2 separate regions of the Homo sapiens genome follow, and region 1 is linked to region 2. A link is a loop called in an ENCODE intact Hi-C map of the cell type or tissue named here. Cell type or tissue: A673. All regions are shown on one strand. Links, peaks and the distances in the headings refer to the core of each region. The heading gives the core; the rest is flanking DNA. Region 1 overlaps GANC (glucosidase alpha, neutral C). Region 2 overlaps CAPN3 (calpain 3).

The links. A loop is a pair of places that touch in the nucleus more often than their neighbours do. Peaks named below come from ENCODE experiments on the same cell type or tissue, not always from the same donor. Only the 100,000 strongest peaks of a DNase experiment are listed, where the experiment ranks them.
Region 1: a loop joins it to region 2, with 4 times the contacts of the local background. A loop is called at or near these places in 2 of 110 quality-filtered maps.

The regions. Positions count from the first base shown.
Region 1 is chr15:42,312,206-42,320,205 of GRCh38, forward strand. All of the region lies in intron 10 of GANC (glucosidase alpha, neutral C), which reads left to right. It also overlaps the pseudogene BNIP3P5. Among named protein-coding and RNA genes, the nearest start is that of TMEM87A, 43 kb to the left of the region's middle. In A673, for the core only: no CTCF peak of the experiment used is centred there; a DNase peak (open chromatin) is centred at 3,596.
Region 2 is chr15:42,369,520-42,381,682 of GRCh38, forward strand. The region is part of intron 1 of CAPN3 (calpain 3); the gene reads left to right. Among named protein-coding and RNA genes, the nearest start is that of CAPN3, 16 kb to the left of the region's middle. In A673, for the core only: no CTCF peak of the experiment used is centred there; no DNase peak of the experiment used is centred there.

The sequences.
Region 1 (8,000 bases), core at 1-8,000, 60 kb before region 2:
CAAAACAATCCTTAAAAAGAGAAACAAAGTTGAAAAATTTATACTTCTTATATGATTTGGCTGTTTCCCCACCCAAATCTCATCATGAATTCCCCTGTTGTGGGAGAGACCCGGTGGGAGGTAATTGAATCATGGGGGCAGATCTTTCTCGTACTGTTCTCGTGATAGTGAATGAGTCTCATGAGATGTGATGGTTATAAAAAGGGGAGTTTCCCTGCACAAGCACTCTCTTTGCCTGCTGCTATTCACAGAAGATGTGACATGCTCCTCCTTGCCTTCGGCCACAATTGTGAGGCTTCCCCAGACATGTAGAACTGTAAGTTCTACAATTAAACTTCTTTCTTTTGTAGATTGCCCAGTCTTGGGTATGTCTTAAGCAGAGTGAAAATCAAATACAACTTCTCAATTTCAAACTTACTTCAAAGCTATGGCAATCAAAAGAACATGCCACTGCCCAGGCACGGTGGCCCATGCCTGTAATCCTGCACTTTGGGAGGCTGAGGTGGGTGGATCACTTGAGGTCAGGAGTTTGAGACCAGCCTGACCAACATGGCGAAAACCTGTCTCTACTAAAAATACAAAAATTGGCCAGGCATGGTGGTGGGCTGTAATCCAGCTACTCGGGAGGCTGAGGCAGAAGAATCGATTGAACCCACAAGGCGAGGTGGAGGTTGCAGTGAGCCAAGATCATGCCACTGCACTCCAGCCTGGGTGACAAAGCAAGACTCCGTCTCAAAAAAAAAAAAAAAAAAGAACATGCTACTGGAATAAGGATAGACATACAGACCAGTGAAATAGAATTGAGAATCTAGAAGTAAACCCATACGCTTATGGCCACCCAAAACACTGGGATTACAGGCACAAGCCACAGTGCTTTGTCCATGTCACCATTATAATTTCAATAAAGGTTCATGACCATTCGATGAAGAAGAAATAGTCTCTTGAGCATATGGTGTGAGACAGTTGGATATCTACTTGCAAAAGAATGAAGTTGGACTCCTATATTCAAAAATATGTTATATGTGTATCATATACAAAAAAATAAAATGGTTCAACTATATAAGAGCTAAAACCATAAGACTCTCAGAAGAAAACAGGTAAATCTTCATGAACTTGGATTTGGCAGTGGATTCTTAGATATGACAACAAAATCGTGAGGAACAATGACAAGAAACACATGTTAGAATTCACTAACATTAAAAACTTTTGTGCATCAAAGAACATAAAGTGAAAAAGCAACCTACAGAATGGGAGAAAATGTTTGCAGATTGTATATCTGATATGGGTCTCTTATCCAGAATACATGAAGAACTGTCTACCACTGAGCAACAAAAAGACAGGCTGAGCACTGGGCCCATATCCCTCATGCTCGTCTGCCACTGAGGGCGCATGCAGCCTCTAGACCACAACCAAACAGTGACCCAGACTGCTACAGCCACCTTCTGGGCACCATATCACAGAGCAGGGACCCCAGGCTGTAGGGAAAGAGCTTGCAGGGCTCCTGGATAGAACTGTACTTTAGCAATGATAGGAAGGGGAACAGTGCTCCAACATCAGTTTCTGTTTATAATGGTGACATGGGCTGGGCACAGTGGCTCACGCCTGTAATCCCAGTGCTTTGGGAAGCCTCCAAAGTGCTTCCTTGAATTCAAGTAATCCTCTGCCTTGCTTCCCAGAGAAAGGCTGCAGTAAGCACTGTTCATGCTGCTGCTCTCCCGCCTAGACAACAGAGCGAGACCCTATCTCTAAAAACAACAGCAACAACAACAACAAAATTAATGTAATAGTGACATGGAAAAAATACAGCTGGATGCTTAAAATGAATTTGGACAGAGTAGCTCCAAAAGTTCTGTGACAGCCTACCTCTTTTACAGACATTGGAGAAAAATAGCTCTCAGTCTGAGGAAGATACTGAGAAAAGGAAAGAAGTTGAAAGCATCTTGAAGAAAAATTCAGATTGGATATGGGATTGGACAAGTTGGCCAGAAAATATTCCCCACAAGGAGTTCCTCTTTAAAGCACCTGAAGCACGTAGCTACCCAGCATGGAATTTAAAGCCTGATGAGGAAAGGGGGCATTTTCTCAGCAGAATTTCCAAAGGGTTTTGCTGCTGTCTCATCTGGTGGCCATGGGATTGGGGATCTATATTGGAAGGCATCTGACAACTTCTACCAGCACCTTTTGATGAATAATTTGAATCCAGCTTTGTGCGTATAGTGGGGATTTCTATCTGAGCTTGTGACACAGCTAACTCAGGAGCTGTTATGGTCCTTGGGTGGCTGTTTCACTTGTTTTTATTTGTTCTGTAAATACTGCTTTCCTAATTTAGTAAAATGAAAGAATAGACACTAAAATCACACTGACCTATACTTATACCTATAGAATCAGTTAATAAGGGTATCAGACTGATTAATATCTACTGTAACAATTTGGCAGTGAGTTTTCTTTGGATATTAGTATAAATATGTAAGTATCGTTTTAATATATTAGTCATGATATAGCATTTTAAAAATTATCTGTAACCTGAATTCTGTTAAAACACTTTATATTCCAAAAGAATGAATGACAGTGATATTAAAATCACTACATTAAAGGGTTTGCCCAGAATAAATATTGTGGCCTTACTTACACTACTGTGGAAAATATTATGTTTAATTTAAATAAATGCAGGTTGTCTACTAAGACTACACTTAACTATGGTAATTGTTCTTAATAAATAGAGAACAAGTTACAGCTACAAATGCCACCATACACTTCATACACCAAATTGTTCTCACTTTTGCAGCATAAGGACTTCAACCTCCAACTATTAGGTAATCAACTTGGATAATGTGTCTGTCAAAGGCACGTACTCAGTATCTTTTCCTCTTTATCACTCTGGATTGCTGAATTTAATCCTATCCTTTGTGCTCAACTTTTTTGTGCTGTTAAAATCAGCTTTATCCTAAGCATATCTGTATCTACTTTAAAAGATTGGAAATGGAAAAAAATAAATATTTGCCATATCCTTTAAAAAAAGAAAAGAAGCCATACTTTAAAAGACTAGAAATGGAAAATAAATAAATAAATCTTTACCAAATTCTTAAACAACAAAAAGATAAACAACCCAATTCTAAAATGAGCAAAGGATTTAAAGAGATAGTTCTCCAAAGAAGATAAATAAGTGAACAACAAACACATGAAAATATGCTCAGCATTGTTAGTCATTAGGAAAATGCAAATCAAAACCACAGTAAAATATCACTTCACACCCACTAGGATGGCTAAATCCAAAAAAATGGAAAAGCATAAGTGTTTACGAGGATGCAGAGAAATTGGAACATTGCTGGTGGAAATGTAAAATGGTTCAGCCATTGCAGAAAAGTTTGGCATTTCCTCAAAAAGTTAAACATAGAATTACCATATGACTCAGTATGATGGTTAATTTTATGTGTCAATTTGACTAGGTCGTGGTACCCAGGTATTCAAACACCAGTCTAGATGTCTCTGTGAAAGTATTTTTTAATGAGATTAACATTTAAGTCAGTAGACTTTGAGGAAAGCAGATTACTCTCCATAATGAGAGTGGGCCTCATCCAGTAGTTGAAGGCCTGGAGAAAAAGACTAAGGTCCCTGGGGAAAACAGAATGTCTCCAGCCTGCCTTCAGGCTCAAGCTGCAACATCAACTCCTCCCTGGTTTTCTAGTATGCCAGTATCTCCTGCAAAACTCAGACTTGCCAGCCCCTACAATCACACGAGCCAGTTACTTTAAATAAATAAGTATTTGTATCTCTCTCTGTGTATGTATACATATTTATAAGTATATAAATATATTCAATATAAATCCTATTAATTCTGTTTCTCTGAAAAACCCTGTGTTCTCTGAAGAACCCTAACTGATACACCCAGCAATTCTACTCCTAGATATATGCACAAGGGAATTGAAAGCAGGGACTCAACAGATACATGTATGCCAATGATCACTGTAGCATTATTCACAATTGTAGGGTCCAGCCCTATGGGGCTTAGTGGGTGTTGTCCCTATGTGCGGAGATGAGAGATTGTAAGAAATAAAGACACAAGACAAAGAGATAAAGAGAAAACAGCTGGGCCCAGGGGACCACTACCACCAAGACGCGGAGACTGGTAGTGGCCCTGAATGGCTGGGCGCGCTGATATTTATTGCATACAAGACAAGGGGGGCAGGGTAAGGAAGGTGAGTCGTCCAAGTGATTGATAAGGTCAAGCAAGTCACGTGATCATGGGACGGGGGCCCTTCCCTTTTAGGCAGCCAAAGCAGAGAGGGAAGGCAGCATTTTCTTCTATGCGTTTTCTTCTATGCACTTGTAAGAAAGATCAAGGACTTTAAGACTTTCACTATTTATTCTACCGCTATCTACTATGAACTTAAAAGAGAAACATGAAAGTGGACAAGGAACGTGACCATTGAAGCACAGCACTACAGGGAGGGGTTTAAGCCTCCAGATGACTGCTGGCAGGCCTGGATAATATCCAGCCTCCCACAGGAAGCTGGTGGAGCAGAGTGTTCCCTAACTCCTCCAAGGAAAGGAGACTCCCTTTCACTATCTGCTAATTAACGGGGCCTTCCCAGGTACTGGTGTTACCGCTTGACCAAGGAGCCCTCAAGCGGCCCTTATGCGGGCATGACAGAGGGCTCACCTCTTGCCTTCTAGGTCACTTCTCACAATGTCCCTTGAGTACCTGACCCTATACCCGCTGGTTATTCTAGGTTATATTAGTAATGCAACAAAGAGTAATATTAAAAGCTAATGATTAATAATGTTTACGCTAATGATTGATAATTGTCCATGATCATCTCTATATCTAATTTGTATTATAACTATTCTTTATTCTAACTATTTTCTTTATTATACTGCTACAGTTTGTGCCTTCAGTCTCTTGCCTCGGCACCTGGGTAATCCTTCGCCCACACATGATAGCCAAAAGGTAGAAACAATCCAAGTGCACATCAAAGATGAACACATAAACAAAATGTGGTATATACATGTAACAGAATATTATTCAGCTATAAAAAGAAATGAAGTTCTGATACATGCTGCAACATGGATGAACCTTGAAAATATGGAAAATGAAATAAGACACGAAAGGACAAGTATTATATAATCCACTTATATGAAGTAGCTATGATATGCAAATTTGTCAAGACAGAGATGAGAGGGGGCTGAGAGGTGTGAGTGTTAGGGAGTTACTGCTTAATGATTACAGAGTTTCTGCTTGGGGTGATGTAAAGGTTTTAGAAATAGTGGTAATGCTTGTACTACATGGTGAATGTAATTAATGCCATTGAATTGGACACTTGGAAATGGTTAAAATGGCAAATTTTGCTATATATATTTTAACACAATTTTTAAGAATCAATAATGTAATATGCCATAAAAACCCTCATTAAATTGTGCATTTTAGATGGGTAAATTGCATGGTACGTGAATTCAGTAAAGCTGTTAAAAGTATTGCAGCATCATTTCTGCTGCATTCAGTTGTTAAAAGCAAGCTAAGTCTAGCCCATGTTCAGTTCCAATTGTGATGGGAGGAATGACAATTTATGGATATGGGCACCCATGCAGGAATAAGTGCTATCAAAGCCCACCTGCAGCTACATTCAACATTGTTATTAGTGAGAATGCTGGTTTATGATAAAGCACTTCCAAAATACTGGATCTCCCACCATGTTCAAAGACAGTAAAGATTATTTGTTGACTCCTGCTGAGGGTTTAGCTCAATCATATACCATACCCTCCTCCGTCTCCCATCCAATCTAGTTATATCACAATTTTTGGTTAAATCAATATTCAATGTTTACATTTTTCACATGCTCAAGGGTGTCTGTTACTTTATCCAGTCTACTTCTTTCCCTGGAGACTTCCTTCCCTACCAGAGCTCTTCATCTTCCTCCTCCCATCTGGACCATTGTTCTCTAGGTTCCCTGCACAGCTTTCATCTCAGAACTTACCTTTGCTGTTTTCTGGTGTTGTATCCCTCCTTTCTTCAGTTCCCTGTTTTTCTCTTTTCTGGTTTATTCCCTTGCTGTGTTTATTTGTTTGTAGCATCTTCTGGTAGTTTCCTAAGAACATTTGCATTGGAGGTACTCTTTTTGCTTCCTTGCAGGTATGAAACCATCTTTTTTCCTACCTTTACCTTTGGCTGATAATTTGCCTGGCAAGACTGAATATTCTTTCTCTCAGAATTTGAAGGCATTTCTTTTACTGTCTTCTACCTTCTTGCTCCAAAACCATTCTTAATTCTATTCCTTTGTTCCTCTGTATATAATCTATCTTTTCTCTCTGAAATACCTTCTCTTTATCACTAACATTCCAAATTTCCAGTATTCTGAAATTTTGTAATAAAATCCCTTGATGGAGATCTTTTGTTTGTTTGTTTGAGTCAGGGTTTTGCTCTGTGCCCAGGTTGGAGTGCAGTGGTGTGATCATGGTTCACTGCAGCCTCAAGCTCCTGGGCTCAAGCGATCATCACACCTCAGAATCCTGAGTAGATGGGACTTAACAGGCATGTGCCACCATGCCCAACTAATTTTTTCATTTTTTATATAGGCAGGGTCTCCCTAGGTTACCCAGGCTGGTTTTAAAACCCTAGGCTCAAGGGATCCTCCCACCTCAGCTTCCCAAAGTGCTTTACAGGGATTACAGGTGTGAGCCACCATGCCTGGCCCTAGGTCTTTTAAAATAATTATTGTTCTGGATGTTAGATGTGGACCCCTTCAATCCTGAGAATTGTGTCCTTCAGTTCTGAGAAACTGTTTTGTATTATTCCTTAGATTAATTTTTCCCTTCCTTTTTTTCTTTCTACTCTACGGATTTTATAATCTCCTTTTCCTTTTTTGCCTAGTTTTTGAGCAATTTTCTCAATTTTATCTTCTAGGCTTTCCATTTATGCTATCATGTTTCTGCTTTCAAGGAGCTCTTTCTTATCCTCTGATGGTTCCTTGGTTTTTGTTTTCATTTTATGCAAAGCAATGGCAAAACATTTATTATCCTGAAATGTGTACATCCTATTTTTTTCAAGTAGCAAATTTGCTGGTAACATAATTTATTTAACCTGTTTCAGTCAGACAAACTCATGATCAATGCTGCTCTGTATAATTTCAAGTCTGATGAGCCTCTTTTTTGTTTTTTTGTTTTTAAACAAAAAACACTCTGTTGCCCAGGCTGGAGTGCAGTGGCGTGACCATGGCTCACTGCAGCCTCTAGCTCCTGGGCTCAAGCAATTCTTCCGCTTTAGCCTCCTGAGTAGCTGGGACTGTGGGCATGTGCTACATGCCCAGCTAATTCTTTTTATTTATTTATTTTAATTTTTTTGTTGAGATGGGGTCTTGCTCTGTTGCCCAGGTTAGTCTTAAACCCCTGGTCTCAAGCAATCCTCCTGCCTTAGCCTTCCAAAGCACTGAGATCTTCTAAGTATTTTTACCCCACTTCTAAAACTTGATGAGGAATTCAAAATAGCACACCACGTTAAATGACATTTATTGTTTTATAAATTGTATACAGGTTGAGTATTCCATGCTTGGGACTCTAGAGTGTTTCAGTTTTGGGATTATTTTGAATATTTTCATTAAACTTACTGGTTGAGCATCCCAATCTGAAAATCCAAAGCCCAAAATGCTCCAATGAGCATTTCCTTTGAGTGTCATGTTGGTGTTCAAAAAGTTTCAGATTTTAGAGGCCAGATTTGGTGGCTCATGACTGTAATCCCAGCACTTTGGGGAGCCAAGATGGGCGATCACCTAATGTCGGGAGTTTGAGACCAGCTTGGTCAACATGGTGAAACCCTCTGTCTACTAAAAGTACAAAAATTAGCTGGGCATGGTGGCATGCACCTGTAGTCCCAGCTACTCGGGAGGCTGAGGCAGGAAAATCGCTTGAACCCAGAGGCGGAGGTTGCAGTGAGCTGAGATCGTGCCACTGCACTCCAGCCTGGGCGACAGAGCTAAACTCCATCTTAAAAATAAATTAATTAATTAATT
Region 2 (12,163 bases), core at 2,215-10,214:
AATGTGATCAGTATGAAGTATTGCAGCATGTTTTAATCCATTGCAGTCATTCTTCTTTTTCATGTTCAAATTGTTCCATCTTTGGACAGTAGGAGCCCCTGTATGTTGCCTGTATCATTTCACGTTGCTCCATTAATCTTTTATCCCTTTCTTGTTTTCTGGCCACAACAAAATGTGCCACGCCCATCTTGTACATTTGTTGCCCCACAACTGGAATGAATCATTTCTTCAAGAAACCCAGTTCCTTTGGTCTGAAAGGGAGGGAAAGAAAGGGCATAAGATTGAGAGGACAGATGGCCACCAACTTCCCCAGCACTTGGCCATCGCATCAGCACTTTCTTTCTTTCTTTCTTTTTTTTTTTTTTTTTTGAGACAGAGTCTTTACTCTCGTTGCCCAGGCTGGAGTGCAATAGCGCGATCTTGGCTTACTGCAACATACATCTCCTGGGTTCAATTCATTCTCCTGCCTCAGCCTCCCAAGTAGCTGAGATTACAGGTGCCCGGCACCACGCTTGGCTAATTTTTGTATTTTTAGTAGAGATGGGGTTTCACCATGTTGGCCAGGCTGGTCTCGAACTCCTGACCTCAGGTGATCCACCTGCCTCAGCCTCCCAAGGTGCTGAGATTACAGGCGTGAGTCACTGCGCCTGGTCTCACATCAGCACTTTCAAGTTGGAAGCTTTCTGTCCATACCAGACGGTCTCTTGCTCTAATGACCTCTTCCATGTGCCCCACTGCCTCTAAAATTAATACTGACTCCTGTGTATCTTCTCAGCCAGGAGTCATTTGACCTGTGTTACTCAGTTCTGAAAAGAAGAAATCCTAGGTTGGCACACAAAAAAAAGTTACTCCATGCCAGCATGAGAAGAGAGGGAGGGGGCTGAATCACAGAAAAACCTAGGCTGTGGCAGGAAGCTCTCTGCTCCTAGTGCCTACGACCCAGTTGTTTCTTCTCCCAGGAAAATTATATATCTTTCCAATGAAGCTGGCTCAGCGAGTGGTCTGCTTGTGATCTGCTTTAAGAGTGTTACCTTCTGTCAGACAGTTTACAGAGAAGTGAGGTCACTGTCCTAGCCACAGAGAGGAAGAACTGGGGGCATTGTGCAGAGTGGATAAAACAGCTAGAGTTAGAACCAAACAGACCCGGTCTGAACACTGACTCGGCCACTAGCAAGTCACATAAGTAAGTCACATTTTTTAAGTTTCGCTTTTCTCTTCTGTAATGAGGATAAGGATATTCCCATCATAGGGCTGTTTTGAGTGGCATTCAGCGTCCTAGTAGGTGTGCAAGGTAAGGTAGCAATTACTATTAGCATAGGCAGCAAAGGGTAGGAGCATAACACAATGATGTTATGACTTCATAACATCAGAGCACATAACATCAGAGCACAGGCTCTGAAGTCAGGCAAACTTCATTCAAATCCCAGCTCCACCGATTAACGATGTGACCTCAGGCAAATTATTGACCATTCCGAGGTCTCAGTTTCTGCATCTGTGAGAAGAAAATGAAAATTCCTACTTTCATAGAGTTGTTGTAAGGATTAAATGAGATTCTATACATAACATAATACAATGAGTCAATAAATAATGATGATAGTAACTGAAAGACAAAACGAGGTACCCATTTGAGAGCCAGCCTTCTGTCTACTCAGCAGAGAATCATGATAGTGTCATCACGGGGGTAGGGGGGATGGGGAAGGTGCATATGTTTCAGTGAAAGTGACAATTATATAAGTAACTTTTAGGAGCAACTTCTATTATATTCTACAAGACAGCAGCTCCTCCTGGGGGTCATGATGGGGACAGAGCTGTAGACATCATGGTGAACAAATTAAAGTGACTCAGCAGTTTAATGCTGACAATGAGAGGGGCTGGGACAGAAATGGCCAAGAAATACAAGAAAAGATGCATTTTCCTAATTATAAATAAGGCAAAGCATCTTTTTTGTACACTTGTCTGTTCCTTGATCATCTGTATTTCACTGTACATGAAACACCTGCTAATGCCTTTTGCTGATTTTTCTACTGAGTTGTCTTTTTCAATTTGAATTGTAGGCATTCTTTATATATCCTGGATACTAATCCTTTCTTGGTTAGATGTGTTACAGATACCTTCTCCCACCTTGTGACTTGCCTCTTCACTCTCTCAAGAATACTTTTTTAGGCTGGGCGTGGTGGCTCATACCTGTAATCCCAGCACTTTGGGAGGCCGAGATGGGCAGATCACCTGAGGTCAGGAGTTCGAGACCAGCCCGGCCAATATGCTGAAACCACATCTCTACTAAAAATACAAAAATTAGCTGGACATAGTGGCGGGAGCCTGTAATCCCAACTACTCGGGAGGCTGAGGCAGGAGAATCGCTTGAACCCAGGAGACAGAGGTTGCAATGAGCCAAAATCCTAGTACTGCACTCTAGCCTGGGTGACAGAGCAAGACTCCATCTTAAAAAAATTAAAAAAAAATCTTAAAAATTAAAAAAAAAAAGGCTGTTGGGACTTTTATTGCAGTTACATTGAATCAATATGGGAAGAATACACATCTTGACAATATTGAGTCTTCCTATCCATGAAGCAGGGATGTTTCTCCATTTAAATAGGTGTCTTTTAATAAAAGTTTTATAATTTTCTCAGTGACATCTTTAACATTTTTTTTTCTTTGAGATGGAGTTTCGTTCTTGTTGCCCAGGCTGGAGTACAATGGTGCAATCTCGGCTCACTGCAAACATCACCTCCCAGGTTCAAGCAATTCTCCTGCCTCAGCCTCCCAAGTAGCTGGGATTATAGGCATGCACCATAATGCCTGGCTAATTTTGTATTTTTAGTAAAGACAGAATTTCACCATGTTGGTCAGGCTAGTCTCAAACTCTTGACCTCAGGTGACCCCCTACCCTTGGCCTCCCAAAGTGCTGGGATCACAGGTGTGAACCACTGCGCCCAGCCTGCCTTGAACATCTTTTGTCAGATTTATTCCTAGGCATCTTTTAACAAAAATGGTTAAACAAAAGTCACTTTTTTTGTTGTTTTTTTTGAGTCAAGGTCTCATTCTTTCACCCAGGCGGTGGCTCACACGTGTAATCCCAACACTTTGGGAGGCCGAAGCAGGCGGATTACCTGAAGTCAGGACTTCAAGACTAGCCTGGCCAACATGGTGAAACCTCGTCTCTACTAAAAATACAAAAATTAGCCAGGCGTGATGGTGGGTGCCTGTAATCCCAGCTACTTGGGAGGCTGAGGCAGGAGAATCAGTTGAACCCAGGAGGCGGAGGTTGCAGTGAGCCGAGATCGTGCCACTGCACTCCAGCTTGGGTGACAGAGGGACACTCCATCTCAACAACAAAAAAATTATTTTAAGCTATTATTTACCCTGTAATGCCAAAGTCATGGTTTCGACCAGCCACGGTGGCTCACACCTGCAATCCCAGCACTTTGGGAGGCTGAAACGGGCAGATCACCTGAGGTCAGGAGTTCAAGACCAGCCTAGCCAATATGGTGAAACCCAATCTCTATTAAAAATACAAAAATTAGCCAGGCATGGTGGTGTCTGGGTGCCTGTAATCCCAGATATTTGGGAGGCTGAGGCGGGAGAATTGCTTGAACCCAGGAGGTGGAGGTTGCAGTGAGCCGAGATCATGCCACCGCACTCCAGCCTGGGTGACAGAGCAAGACCCTATCTCAAAAATAAATAAATAAATAAGTAAAGTCATTGGTTTTCAACTTTAGTGGACATAAGACTCTCCTGGTGAGCCTATTCAAAATGCAGAGTCCCAGACCCCTACCAAATCCTCAGGTCTGGGATGGGCCCTGGGAATCTGTATTTTCAACTGGCAGACCAGATGATTCTGATGCATGAAGTTCAAAGATCACACTTTGAGAAGCACAGAGTAGACAAAGGCCATCAGGCATTCATGAGCAGACAGGGAGACTGGGTGTCCTCCTAGCGGGCAAGCTGCCAGGCCTGAGTTTCCTCCCATGTCAGCTCCCTGCTCTTACATTAGAGCTGCCTATTTAAGCACAGTGAAAGTTGAAAAGGCTGGGCTTTCTTATGAATATAATTCCCACATGACACACATTCATCTGCTTTCCCCATCCACCACATTCTCTGCCCTAAAGGTCCTGAATTTGCAACAGTGGATATCTGCTCACTGCCACTGGGACCTACTCTAACAGGGACTTCCATCTGCAGTCAAGTTACCTACCCTCTGCATCATTTTCACAGATGAGAGTCCCTAAATGACTGGTCAAGGTCTTTGAGGGGTGGGCCAGGGACATCAGGAGTGTGAAGGCGTCATTACCCCCAAACAATGGCATGGAGCAGATTCCTCCTATGCATTCAGTAGCCTGTATAGGATTAGTATATCAGAAGGCCCCATGCTATAGCCCTTTGATCACCAGTGTCAAAGGCATGAACATCTTTTGCTGAGACAAAGTAAGCCTCTCTGTAACTATAGTAATATTTTCTTTTTAGAGGAAGAATCCCAGCAAAGGGTGATGAAGGTTCCCTAAAGGTCCTCAGACCACTGCGGTCTGTCCTGAGGCTGTCCTTGGAACTCTCTCTCCCCTCCCTGGCTCCCTCTCACAGAGTTGCCCCTAGACCACGGGCTCAGGGGCCTCCAGTCAAAGCTGCTGACTCTGACCATGCATGGTGCTGCTGAGGGTGGAAGAGCTATATTAGGCTCCAGGCCATTCACAAGAGGATTAGGCGTGGACTGAGGGTGCAGTGGGAAAGAGGCAGCAGGGAAGGCCCAGCTCTACTCCCAGAGCATTCGCCATGCCCTACCTGCTGTCAGGATTCTTCTGTGACTGTGTGATCCAAGAGAGGGACAGGAGAAATGGAGAGGGCACCATCGCACAGCCCCTCAAGTTTGAGGGGCAGGATTTTGTCGTTCTCAAAGATGTCTGGCCCAGAAGTGCCTCTTTGAAGATTGTGTGTTCCTAGCAGGTGTTCAGGCCCTGGCCTCCCATGAGCTGAGCCACAAAACCAAGATTTAGGCCATCACATGGAAAAGGCCAAAGGTAGGGATGGAGGGGATGGGACTTCAGGAGCCAGCTCTTGGGGAACAAGAAGCCAAGTGATCCAGAGCCTGAGGCCATGGATCCCTCCTCTGGGCAATTGACTTATCAAGGGTCTCTTTATCCAAAATACCTTTCTGCTCCTTCCTGAAACTGGAGATGTTATTTTCTATTCCTGAGCTAGAGATTATTATAATACTTTATGGGTCCCTGAAATCGTAAATATTTTTAGGGAGCTAATGCATTGTAATCGAATATCATGTCTCTTTTTTTTTTTTTTTTTTTTTTTTGAGAGAGAGACTTGCTCTGTCACCCAGGCTGGAGTGCAGTGGCTTGATTATAGCTCACTGCAGCCTCAACCCCCCAGGCCCAAACAGTGATCCCACTTCACACCTCAGCCTTCCAAGTAGCTGGGACCCCAGGCATGTGCCACCACATTTTTATTTGTTTAAATAAAAATTTATTTATTTATTTATTTATTTATTTATTTATTTATTTATTTATTTATAGAGATGGGGCCTCACTATGTTGCCCAGGCTGGTCTCAAACCCCTCGGCTCAAGCAATCCTCTTGCCTAGGCCTCCCAAAGTGCTGGGACTACAGGCAAGATCCATTTCACCTGGTCTCATGTGTCTTTTTCAGAGCAGGTGTTTTGGGGTGGGAGAGTAGAGTGGTTAGAAGTACTAAGGCTCACAGTTTCCGGGAGAGTTCTGTGGAAGGTGGTGAACAGTAAAGAAATGGAAGGATGGAGACCTGCCTTCTTAATCTTTCACCTAAGGCTTGTTCATTCATGTGCTGTCGCTTCTGTTTAAACAGAAAGGTCCGTGCTGAGCAGCCAGACTCCTTACGGGATGAAGCAGTTTGTGTCAGGCTACCTTATGGCGCAACCGAGAAGCCCCTTGTGTCAACTTGAGTGGGTGAAAGTGCTTGGGAGTGTGTAGCACAAGGCCCTTCTTCCTGCTTGGAGAGGCTCAGAGCTCCAAAAAGGGTTCACTGCATTTAGAGCAGGCAAGAAACTCTCTAGACCAGTAGGCTCTGAGGAGGGCATATACAGCCCAGTAGATCTGCAAGATGATCCATTGGAGTGGATGAAAAAACTATTAGAAGTATTTATATCTATTTTTTAAATAAACTGTAAATTTCAGAATGGTTTTAGATTTACAGGAAAAAATTGTGAAGATGGTACAGAGTTCTCATATACCTTGCAGCCATTTCTTCCTATTACCAACATCTTGCATTAGTACAGTACATTTGCTACAATTAAATTAGCCAGTGTTAATATATTATTATTAGCTGAAGTCCATACTTTTCCTTAGTTTTTTGTCTGATGTCCTTTTTCTGTTCCAAGATCCCACCCAAGATATGACATTACATTTAGTAGTAACGTCTCCTTAGCCTTCTCTTGGCTGTGACAGTATCTCTGCCTTCTCTGGTGTTTTATGACCTTCACAGTTTTTTAAAGAGTACTCGTCAGGTATTCTGTAACATAATGACCCTCAATTGGCATTTGTCTGCGGTTTTTCTCCTTATGGGCTTAAGGGTTTGGGGGAGGAAGACCACAGGGTAAAGTGCCGTTTTTGTCACATTATATATCAAGGATGCGGGCAATAAACATGCCTTCTCATTGTGGTGTTGACCTTGGTCATGTGGCTGAAGTAGTGCTTGTCAGGTTTCTTTACTGTGAAGTTACTTCTTCCCCTCTTTTCATACTATACTCTGGAAGCAAGACACTAAGCATAAGCCCATACTTAAGCAAGGGGGAATTGTGCTCTGCCCTCTTGAGGGCAGAGAATCTGCATCAATTATTGGGAATCATTCTGCATGGGAGCTTTGTCTATTCTCCCCATTTGTTTATTTATTCAGTCACTTGTTTATATCAATATGGACTCATGGATCTTGATTTTTATTTTAAGTCGTAATCCAATACTGCTTTATTTTGTTGCTTAGGTTGTCCCAGCTTTCTTCACTGGGAGCTCTCAGTTGGCTCCTGTGTCTATTTAACATACCCTAATTGTTTGTGGGTTTTTTTTTTTTTCCTTGAGCACTTTCTTACTTTCTGGCACTACCAGCTCATAATGTGTATCTCCTGCCCCAATCCTAGAATCAGTCATTTCTCCAAGGAGCACTGGTTTCTTTTATTGAAAAAGGTATTAGATATCAAGATCTGGTTGCTAAGTCTGCTCATTGCTACCGGAGTGTGATTGCTTCTGTTCCTCTCAGCTTGTAGAGAAAGGAGATATGTGTGTGTACTAAGCCAGCTGTATACACATATCTATAATATTTCTATGTATAACCATCTCACATATCTGTAAATATTTCTATATAAAGCCATTTGTATCTATACTAAGCTAAACATGAGTTCACACTGACATAACTAAATATTTCTTGGCTTAGTGTGTTAATATAAAAGGAATATTTTTAAATTTCGAATTCCAGTTGTTCATTGCTGGTATATAGAAAACTAATTGGTGTTTATATACTAACTTGGAATCTTGCAACTGAGCTATACTCACTTATTAGTTCCCAGTGGATTTTTTTGGGTCATTTGTTTGGAATTTTCTACATAGACAATTGTGTCATCTGTAAATAAAGATAGTTTTTTTTTTGTTTCCAATATTTATATCTTTCATTTCTTTTTCTTATCTTGTTGCATTAGCTAGGACTTCCAGTAGGACACTGAATAGGAGTGGTACAGGAGGACATCTTGCTTTGTTCCTAGTCTTAAGGGGAAAGCATCTAGTTTCTCACCCTTAAGTATGAAGTTAGCTGTTATTATTTTTGAAAGTGGATGATCGTTACCAAGTTGAGGACATTCTCCTCTCTTCCTAGTTAGCTGAGAGGTTTTTTTAAATCATGAATGGGTGTCAGATTTTGTCAAGGGCATTTTCTCCATCAATTAATATGGTTATATAATTGCTTTTCTTAGCCTGTTGATGTGGTAAATTACATTAATTGATTTTTGAATGTTGAACAAACCTTGTACCTCAAATAAATCCCACTTGGTCATGGTGTCTGTTTATACATTGTTGTATTTGAGTTGCTCATATTTTGTTGAGGATTTTGCTTCTATGTTCATAACAGATATTGGTCTGTAGTTTTCCTTTATTAGAGTATCTTTTACTGGCTTGCATATTAGGATAATGCTGGCCTGATAGAATGAGTTAGGAAGTGTTCCCTCTGCTTCTATTTTATGGAAGATATTGTGGAAAATTCATATTATTTCTTCCTTGAATATTTGGTAGAATTCATTAGTGAAACCATCTGGTTCTGGTGCCTTCTTTTTTGGAGGGTTATTAATTATTGACTCAATATTCTTGATAGGTATAGTGCTATTCAGATTATCTAATCCTCGAATGAATTTTGGTAGCTTTTGTCATTCAAGAAATTTGTCAGTTTCACCTGTTATCAAATTTGTGAGCATGGAGCTGTCCATATATTCCCTTATTATCCCTTTAATGTCCAAAAGTTCAGTAGTGATTGCAGGAGTCTGTCCTGCAGACCCCAGCTCGTGCGACGGATGAATAACATACCAAGACACCAATATTTAGTGAAAGAGCAGCTAGGGGTCCAAGCCGCTCACAGATACTAAGGAAGGTGCTGTGAAGAGTCAGCAGCCACGGCCCTGACTAGCTAGCCCTGTGGGCATTTATTTAGCACAGTTTTAATGACAAAGGCTTTGAGTCAACACACCTGTGGGTAATTAATCTGGTTGCCCCCACCCCGGGGGGAGCTATCCTGCCGTGAGTGATCAAAAGTTAGTTTTAGGACCACATGAGTAAACAAGCTCTTTAGATAAACTCCTCTACATTCCTATGTATCTGTGCCCTAAGCTATTAAGTGGATTCGGCTGCCTTCAGCCAAACACTTTATGCAAACCTCTAGGCCTTCCAAGAGGGTTTGTGTTTATATCCTATAAATTCATCTTAAAATTTTTGCCACCAGCCTGACTGAACTCCCAAAAGTGATAACCTCTCCTTCATTTTTAATATTAGTAATTTGTGTTTTCATTTTTCTTGTTTAGCATGGCTAAAGGTTTATCAATTCTATTGATCTTTCCAAAGAACCATTTTTGTTTTCATTGACTTTCTATTGTTTTCTTGTTTTTTATTTCATTCATTTCTGCTCTGATTTTTTATTGTTTCTTTTCTTCTGCTTGCTTTAGGCTTAAGTATCTCTTCTATAGTGTACTAAGATGGAATATTGCTTATTGATTTTTCTTTTCTTTCTTTTCTAACTTATGCATTTAATGCTATAACTTTCCCTTTAAACACTGCTTTTGTTGCATCCCACAAATTTTGATGTTATATTTTTATTTTCACTTAGTTAAAAACATTTTGTAAGTTCTTTTGAAATTTCTTCTTTGACCCTTGTGTTATTTAGAACTGTGTTGTTTGGTTTCCAAATAATTTGGGATTTTTCAACTATCTTTTTGTTATTGATTTCGAGTATCATTCCACTGTGGTCTGTGAAGACACTGTAGGCTTTCTATTCTTTTAAATTGGTTGCCGGACGCAGTGGCGCACCCCTATAATCCTAGCACTTTGGGAAGCTGAAGCAGGTGGATCATGAGGTCAGGAGTTCGAGACCAGCCTGACCAACATGATGAAACTCCGTCTCTACTAAAAATACAAAAATTAGCCAGGCATGGTGGCATGCATCTGTAATCCCAGCTACTCAGGAGGCTGAGGCAGGAAAATCGCTTGAACCGGGAGGTAGAGGTTGCAGTGAGCCAAGATCGCACCACTGCACTCCAGCCTGGGTGACAGAGAGGGACTCTGTCTCAAAAAAAAAAAATTGGTTAAGGTGTGTTTTATGGCTCAGAATGTGTTCTGTCTTACTGACTTGTTACCTATGAATTTGAGAAAATGGTTTGTTCTGCTATTGTTGGATGTAGAATTCTATTAATGTCAATTTGATCCAGTTGGTTGATAGTGTTGTTCAGGTCAACAATATCCTTATTGCTTTTCTGCCTGCCTGCTTGATCTATAATTACTGAAAGAGAGTGTTGACATCACCAACTATAATACTGGATTTGTCTATTTCTCCTTTCAGTTCTATCACTCTTTGCCTCATGTATTTTGACACTGTTGTTAGGTGCACACACATTTAAGATTGTATGTCTTCTTGGAAAATTGACCAATTGACCTTTTCATCTATATGTAATGCCTCTCCTTATCTCTGATAATTGTCCTTGTTCTGAAGTCTGCAGTTTCTGAAATTAATACAACTCCAACTTTCTTTTGATTATTGTTAGCATGATATATCCTTCTTTATCTATGAGTTTTTATATTTAAAGTGGGTTTCTTGGCCAGGCATGGTGGCTCACGCCTGTAATCCCAGCACTTTGGGAGGCCAAGGCGAGCACATCACCTGAGGTCAGGAGTTTGAGACCAGCCTGGCCAACATGGTGAAACCCCATCTCTACTAAAAATACAAAATTAGCCGAGCATGATGGTGCATGCTTGTAATCGCAGCTACTCAGGATGCTGAGATGGGAGAATTGCTTGAAACCGAGAGGCGGAGACTGTGCCATTGCATTCCAGCCTGGGCGACAAGAGCGAAACTCTGTCTCAAAAAAATAAATAAAGTGGGTTTCTTGCAGACAACATATAGTCGAGTCTTGTTTTTATCCACTTTCACAGCCTTTGTCTTTTAATTGGTGTATTTTGATCATTCACATGTAAGTGATTATAATATAGTTAGATTACTACCTACATGTTTATAACTGATTTCCATTTATTGCATTTGTTCTTGTCCCTGCCCCTTTTTCTGGCTTCTCTGATTTAACTGAAAGTTTTATATTTTATCCTATTTTATCCTTTTACCTCTTCTTTTTTGTCTTTTTTTTTTTTTTTTTTTTTTTTTTTTTGAGACAGGGTCTGGCTTCTGTCACCCAGGCTGGAGTGCAGTGGTATGATCTTGGCTCACTGCAACCTCTGCCTCTTGAGCTCAAGCAATCCTCCTATCTCAGCCTCCTGAGTAGCTGGGACTACAGGTGCATGCCACAATGCCAAACTAATATGTTTGTATGTGTGTGTGGGTGTGTGTGTATGTGTGTATGTATATATATGTATGTGTATATATATATGTATGTATATGTGTGTGTATATATATATATATGGCCCCATTCTTCTCAGCTTCATGGAGTCTTGGCATTCCTGTGACACAGTTCAAACGGGGTCTCTCCCCCCACCTTCCCCATATATATATATATATATATATATTTTTTTTTTTTTTTTTTTTGTAAAGATGGGGTTTTGCCATGTTGCCCAGGCTGGCCTCAAACTCCTGAGCTTAAGCAGTCTGCCCACCTTGGCCTCCCAAAGTGCTGGGATTACAGGTGTGAACCACGGCACCCGGCCTTATCTCCTCTCTTGGTGTATCAATTATATTTATTTTTTCAATTCTAGTGGTCATGCTAGAGTTTCCAGTATACGTTTTCAACCAAGTCCACCCTCAAATAACACTATACCATTTAGTTTGTACTCTAGGTACTTTATAACAGAGAACAAAGTATTACCATTTCCTTCCTTTCTTTGCTTATGACATTACTGTCATTTGTTTCTCTTATCTGTATGCTATAATTGCCCAATACATTGTTTTTATTATGATTTAACTAAGTTACCCTTTAGATTAAGAATTTAAAATCAAGATTTTATTTTATCTTCATTTATTTATTTCCTCTCCAGTGCTCTTCCTTTCTTTATGTGGGTCCAAGTTCCTGACCTGTATCATTTTTCTTCTCCCTAAAGAACTTCTTTTAACATTTCTTGCATGGCAGGTCTGCTGGCAATGAATTTCCTCTACTTTTGTTTGTCTGATTAAGCTGCAGAATAACAATATTAATAATATCACTACCAAAATAATTCCTGAAAACAGTTTACAGTCTTTCCATAGGCTTTCTTCTTTCTCCTTTGATTTAAAATGGTTTTAAATAGTTGTTCATTGCCCGAACACTATAGGCAATATATTACATACTTTACATCCTCCCTTTAATCATCAGGTACTTTGTTGGGTTTTTGTTTTTTCTGAGACAGAGTCTCACTCTGTCGCCCAAGCTGGAGTGCAGTGGTGCGATCTTGGCTCACTGCAACCTCTGCCTTCAGGCTCAAGCAATTCTCCTGCCTCAGCCTCCCGAGTAGCTGGGACTACAG